2 separate regions of the Mus musculus genome follow, and region 2 is linked to region 1. The links are chromatin loops, found by intact Hi-C in ENCODE. Cell type or tissue: left cerebral cortex. All regions are shown on one strand. Links, peaks and the distances in the headings refer to the core of each region. The heading gives the core; the rest is flanking DNA. Region 1 overlaps Prr7 (proline rich 7 (synaptic)). Region 2 overlaps F12 (coagulation factor XII (Hageman factor)).

Region 1 (2,896 bases), core at 291-2,790:
ACCCATGTCACCCCTGATTCTTGGCAGATACTTCTAACTTAGCAAGCATCATTAACTCCAGCCACAGAAATTCCTTCTTTAACCCGGAACTGTTTCTGCCCTTTTGCTTGAAACCTCTAGCTTGTGCCTATTTCTTCAGAACATTCCTGTTCCTGAGGGCTCAAGGAAAGAGAACAACAGATTTAATTAACTCCCAGTGACTGGCAGCATCGTGTTTTTATCTGGGCTGCATCACCATGGCAGCCTCGTGGTGGGGTTGTCAAGGGGGCGGGCAGAGCTATTGTTCCTACCCTTGTCTGCTCTGGAACGCAGGCCCAGGAGGATAGGACTGGCACGGGCACCAAGTGACACATGGCTGAAGGCAGCCAGAGAGTCAGACAGGAGCCATCTGGGGAGATGGGGTGGCCAAGGCCTGGCACCCTTTCAGCCCGAGTCTTAAGCTGATTTCGGGCACCAAAGCTGAGTGAGTGTGGGTGCGCCAAGGCCAGGCATTTCCTTGAAGCTCCTGGAAAACCTTCCTTCTCACAAGTTCAGTGGGCCAGCGCTTGGTGACTAGACCTAGGTTCAAATTAGAGCTGCGGTCTGTGCAGTTAACTGCTCTTCCAGCTCCCAGCTGTGAGTTAGAAAGACACTGTTACCCACAGGGTTGTGTAAGTTGCTGGTAGAAGGTATTCGAGAAAGGCCCATCTCTGTTCTGTGGGGATGGTGACCCGTCTGTTGCTTGGCCTTAATTAAGCAGTCAGGGCTCCAGACTTCTCTCCCACCAACCCCTGTAGCCCCCCACCCATGCAGAGATGTCGCCCCCTGCTGTGATAGGAGGTGGACCCAGAGACCAGGGTTTGTCCTGACTGTAGGGCTAGGTGGGTCTGAAAGACAAATCTAATTTTCTACCCCACTTTACAAAGAGGGAAAGGGATTAGTGGAAGGAAGGGGGTTGGGTTGGAAGTAAGAGAGGTGCAGCCAAGTGGGGTTTGCGCATGAGTAGGTGGTGTGGGAAGTCGAGTTGGGGCTAGAATCCGGCTGGCAGAGGCGCCTAGAGGAAGGAAAGCCGGCCTGGCCCACGCCCAGCACACGGTGTTGGGAACAGACAAAGACCGGGCTGGTGGCATGCAGTGGCAGCCACTCGCCAATCTCTTTCAGGCGTGGCTAATAGTTGGAAGCAGTGCAGGGCAGAAACTGGGCTCCAAGCGGACTGCTGGTGGGCCTCCTGGAGGTGCACTGCCCTTTCCCTCGCCCCCAAAACACCGCGCCAAGACTACTCCAGCGTCCTGGCAGTCACAGCTTCCGAAACCACCTCGAAGCTGGACCCTGGGGTCGCGGGCGGACTCCGCGCGCCCCCTACTGGCCTCTCTTGGGTCGCGTCAGCACGCGGTCGCCGGGTCCCGATTCGGGGGAAACCCTATCGGGGAAACCTCGGGGCGTGACGTCATCCCTGGGTGACGTCACCCGGCCCCCGGGGAGTGCGGGGGTTCCCACCGAGGAGGCATCCCCGGCCCTGCGCGGGACGCGGATGCAGGCCGGGAGTCACCAAGGACCCTGGCGAGCCTCGCTGAGCCCTGTGTCTGCCCCGCAGGTCGCTCGCGGCCCCGGGTGAAGCAGGCCCGCGCCGGCCGGCGCCATGGGAAGGAGCGGGAACCACAGTTGCCCCTCGCCGGCATGTGCGCCTATTGAGCCCCGCCGCAGGCAGCCCCCGGCCGCAGGTCCCCGAGTGACACTGGCGGCACCTGGGAGCGTGGCGCGGCCCCGGGGCCACGCCGAGGAGCCCAGCGTCCAGTAGAGCCGCCGAGGACCTGCCGCTTGTGCCGCAGCCATGGTGATGTCCCAGGGCACCTACACGTTCCTCACTTGCTTCGCCGGCTTCTGGCTCATCTGGGGTCTCATCGTCCTGCTCTGCTGCTTCTGCAGCTTCCTGCGCCGCCGCCTCAAACGGCGCCAGGAGGAGCGACTAAGGGAGCAGAACTTGCGTGCCCTGGAGCTGGAGCCCCTCGAGCTTGAGGGCAGCCTGGCTGGAAGTCCTCCCGGCCTGGCGCCGCCGCCGCCACCGCACCGCAGCCGTCTGGAGGCGCCTGTGCACGCGCACTCGCACGTGCACGTGCACCCGCTGCTGCACCACGGGCCGGCGCCGCCGCACGCGCACCCGCACCCACACCATCACGCACTGCCGCACCCACCGCCGCCGCACCTCGCCGTGCCGCCCCGGCCCTGGAGCTATCCGCGCCAAGGTAAGGCTGCGTTTCGGCAGGCGAGCGCTCCCTGCCCATGCCGGAGGCGCCCCACCCTTAGCACCGGGAGAAGCGGGCTGGGGTGGTGGTGGCTGGGCGAGGCTTCTGCCCCGGGCCGGCGGCTTCATCCTCACCAGCCCGCTTCCCGTTCCGCAGCGGAATCGGACATGTCTAAGCCGCCGTGCTACGAGGAGGCGGTGCTGATGGCCGAGCCGCCGCCTCCCTACAGCGAGGTGCTCACGGACACTCGCGGCCTCTACCGCAAGATCGTCACGCCCTTTCTGAGCCGCCGCGACAGCGCGGAGAAGCAGGAGCAGCCGCCTCCGAGTTACAAGCCTCTCTTCCTGGACCGGGGCTATACTTCGGCGCTGCATCTTCCCAGCGCCCCGCGGCCCGCCGCACCCTGCCCTGCCCTCTGTCTGCAGGCGGAACGCAGCCGCCGGGTTTTCCCCAGCTGGACCGACTCAGAGCTCAGCAGCCGAGAGCCCCTGGAGCACGGAGCTTGGCGTCTGCCGGTCTCCATCCCCTTGTTCGGGAGGACTACAGCCGTATAGAGGGGCGCCCGGCGTCCCGAGCCCCACGGGCGAACTCCTAGCCTGACTGCGAGGCTTTTTAAATGCTTCCCTTGGACTGCAGGGAGGGGTGGGGGGGAGGGAGGGATTTCTTACCCTGTT
Region 2 (2,896 bases), core at 231-2,730, 51 kb before region 1:
GAAAGCTGAACAAGCCATGAAGAGAAAGGCAGCAAGGAGTGTCCCTTTCCGTTTCCTGCCTCAGTTCCTGCCTCCACTCCCTGTTGTGGCTTCCTCAATGGTGGACAGCAAGAAACCCTGCAACCTCGGAAGCCAAATAAAACCTTTCCTGCCTAAGCTGGATTTGGTCATGGTGTTTAACGCCACAATAGAAGGCAAAAAACTAGAACAAACCTCAAGGGGCTCTGGAATCTCGACAGAGAATTCTAGAATCTGGGAAAGTCACGCTACAGAGACAAGGGCTCTGTGCGTTTTTTACAACTGTCATGTCAGTGAAACTTGTCCCCCAGATTCATCGGGGCGTACCAACTGCGCTCCTAGATAACCAAAAGTCTCCAACCAGCGCCCAACAGTTGTGCCTACCCTCGAACTGGTGACCCCAGCCGGCCACCTCGCAGAGCACTGTCTCAGAGGGTGGGGCCGCGCCGCTGGGTAGACACACAGGCTGAACGTGAGGTGACAGGATCGCGCAACTGTTGGTTTTGCTTTCCTGCAGGCGCAGCAGAGCTACCCCGAGAGGCAAAGGTTAGATGGCGACATAGGGCCCCAGCCCTCCGCCATCCTTTCTCCCTATCCCTGTAGGGCCACCCCACCCAAGTCGTGCTGGTAGGTGATGGAGGAGAAGCCCTCGTGAAGGCGGTAGGAGCGCACAGCCAGAGTCTGGCACCACTCGCAGCTCTGGTTGTGGCGATCTTGACCAAGTACCACTGTCAGTTCCTCGGGCGCTGGCCTGCAGTCGGGTGGGGGACAGGCAGCAGGCTCAGACCGGCTACAAATGCTCTGGGGGTGCCTTAGTTTCCAACCCCTCGAGGGAGCTCAAGAATGGCGGGCAGGGAAAGAGTAGGGTGCGGGTACGGTAGGAGCGGTCTAGGGGGTCACCGAGGGTGGCACTTGCCGATTCTGCAGGCAGTGAGCCGCGGTCAGCACCCAACAGGGGGCGATGAGACTGCCCGCGCAGAAGTTGTTACCCCAGTACAGTGCAGCGATGTAGGGGTGCGACCCAGGCAGAGCCACTAGTCCGCCCACCACGCGCATGAACGAGGACAGTCCCTTGCGGAACCTCTGTCCGCAGCCCATCGTGTTGGTCTTGGACAGAGAAGTCTGATGATCGGTCGAGTCTGTGGAAGGAGAGACTGGCTGAGGCCATGGATACCTGGCACGGGCTGCCAGGAATAAGAGAGACCCATGTCCTCTGCGCCGGGACCCCCTCCTCTGCCTAACCATTTGGTGCATGGGACAGAGATGGTGCCTGGGACGGGGACTCCTCCTGACTCTCAGGGACAACTAGAGGTGCAAACGTTGGCGTCTGGCACTGCTCCAGGCCGCAATAGTCCCAGCTCAGCCTGTCGCCACTCCAGACGAAGCACCATGGACGTGTGTCATTATCTGGGTTCCTGCAATCTCAAGAGGGAGCACTGTTAGAACGTGGGGAGGCCCTCGAGGACCCTAAGAGAAAGCAAGTTCCCCTGCCCGGTCCCTTCTCGCGAACCGGCAAAATGCGTGGTGGCCCAGGCCCCAGCTTAGCGCTTGCTTCTCAGTCATGTTCCGGTAGGTGGCCTCCACGGTCCACCGCTGACATGGCGCACCCGATTGCGTAGTTCCAGCCTGGCCCCGGTAGCTGAGCCCCCTGCCTTCATAGCAGGTCGCCCAAAGGTCTAGAGAAAGAGAGATGGCTCCCTGCAGTCGGCGGATGAGTCTGTTGGAGCCCTCTGGTTCACTTCCATTCTCTCTATCCACCTCCGCAAGCCTTTCCACACGGGGTCTTACTCACCCAAGTCGCAAAAATATCCAGTGTAGCCTGTAGGGCAACGGCACAGTGGGTGGTCCTCCACGAGGAGGCAGCTGCCCCCATTAAGGCACGGATTGATGCTGCAGGCTGGGGGTGGGGTGGGGAGAGGTGCAAACTGAGCCTTACCTGTGTACATCATTGCACCCAGCCTTCTACCAGGGGTTCCTGACTCTCTGCCCTCCTCCCCACAGTCCCTGCACACCCACTTACCCTGGCTGGCCACCGGCTTGCAGTGAGCCTCAGAACCTTTGCACTCGCACCTGGCCACACCTCCTGGCCCCGTTCTAAACCATAGCTCATTCTCGTGGAAGAACTTGAGAAGCTGAGGCTCAAAGCATTTCTCTGGGGACACAAGGAAGTCAATGGGACCATGGCAAAGCACCGGGTCTCCAGGGACATCTTGCTGGGAGGCAGTTCCTCTTACCTTTCTGGCAATGTTTCCCAGTGAGGTGTTCAGGGCAGAGACAGTGTGGCCCATTGGGGGTGTTGATACATGTCCCTCCTTTGTGGCACGGGTTGTGTTTGCTGCAATGGTCTGAGAGGTAGATAACAAGAGCGAAGCACTTCCGGAGTCGGAAGGACATATGTAGGGACCAATACCCTGCCTGCACCTGCTTGTCATCAAACCATAGAACCCCAAGCTTCTAGACCCTCAAGCTCATCTGGACAATGGTGGCCTCTTTCCCCAGAATTCTTCCTCTGACTTTTGAAAGAATGCTGTAAGAGAAGGAAAAGGGCGGGGCCCAGAATCCCAAGTGTTTGGCATCTGATGATGCTTAGTAGGTGAGTAGGTGTGTGGGAACGGAGTGAGCAGCAAGACACACACAGCCTTGAGCCACCCGGGGCCTGCATGCCATACATACCTTTCACTTTCTTGGGCTCCAAGCAGTATCCCCATTGCTGATCTTCATCAAAGTTGGGGGTGGTAGCACACCTGGGGGATAGATGAGGTTTCCCTGCAGTGCCTGAGGCTGGCTAGGCTAGCCTTGCTTCACACACACACACAAACACACACACACACACACACACACACACACACACACCTTTTGACCAAACACGATGCTTAGA

What was found. A loop is a pair of places that touch in the nucleus more often than their neighbours do. Peaks named below come from ENCODE experiments on the same cell type or tissue, not always from the same donor. Only the 100,000 strongest peaks of a DNase experiment are listed, where the experiment ranks them.
Region 2: a loop joins it to region 1, with 5 times the contacts of the local background. A loop is called at or near these places in 30 of 42 quality-filtered maps.

What each region holds. Positions count from the first base shown.
Region 1 is chr13:55,470,215-55,473,110 of GRCm38, forward strand. Prr7 (proline rich 7 (synaptic)) reads left to right here. Exons shown (of 3, transcript NM_001030296.4): 2 at 1,574-2,222; 3 at 2,379-2,896. The coding sequence starts at 1,811. The coding sequence ends at 2,776. Among named protein-coding and RNA genes, the nearest start is that of Mir6944, 6.1 kb to the right of the region's middle. In left cerebral cortex, for the core only: CTCF peaks have their summits at 1,347 (motif pointing left) and 1,560; DNase peaks (open chromatin) are centred at 346, 1,054, 1,317, 2,165 and 1 more place; H3K4me3 peaks cover 1,835 bases; H3K27ac peaks cover 2,500 bases.
Region 2 is chr13:55,419,715-55,422,610 of GRCm38, forward strand. It overlaps F12 (coagulation factor XII (Hageman factor)), which reads right to left. Exons shown (of 14, transcript NM_021489.3): 4 at 2,692-2,762; 5 at 2,253-2,363; 6 at 2,039-2,170; 7 at 1,811-1,915; 8 at 1,529-1,694; 9 at 1,261-1,433; 10 at 935-1,157; 11 at 633-769; 12 at 403-546. Among named protein-coding and RNA genes, the nearest start is that of F12, 5.6 kb to the right of the region's middle. In left cerebral cortex, for the core only: a CTCF peak has its summit at 1,588; a DNase peak (open chromatin) is centred at 1,642; H3K4me3 peaks cover 727 bases.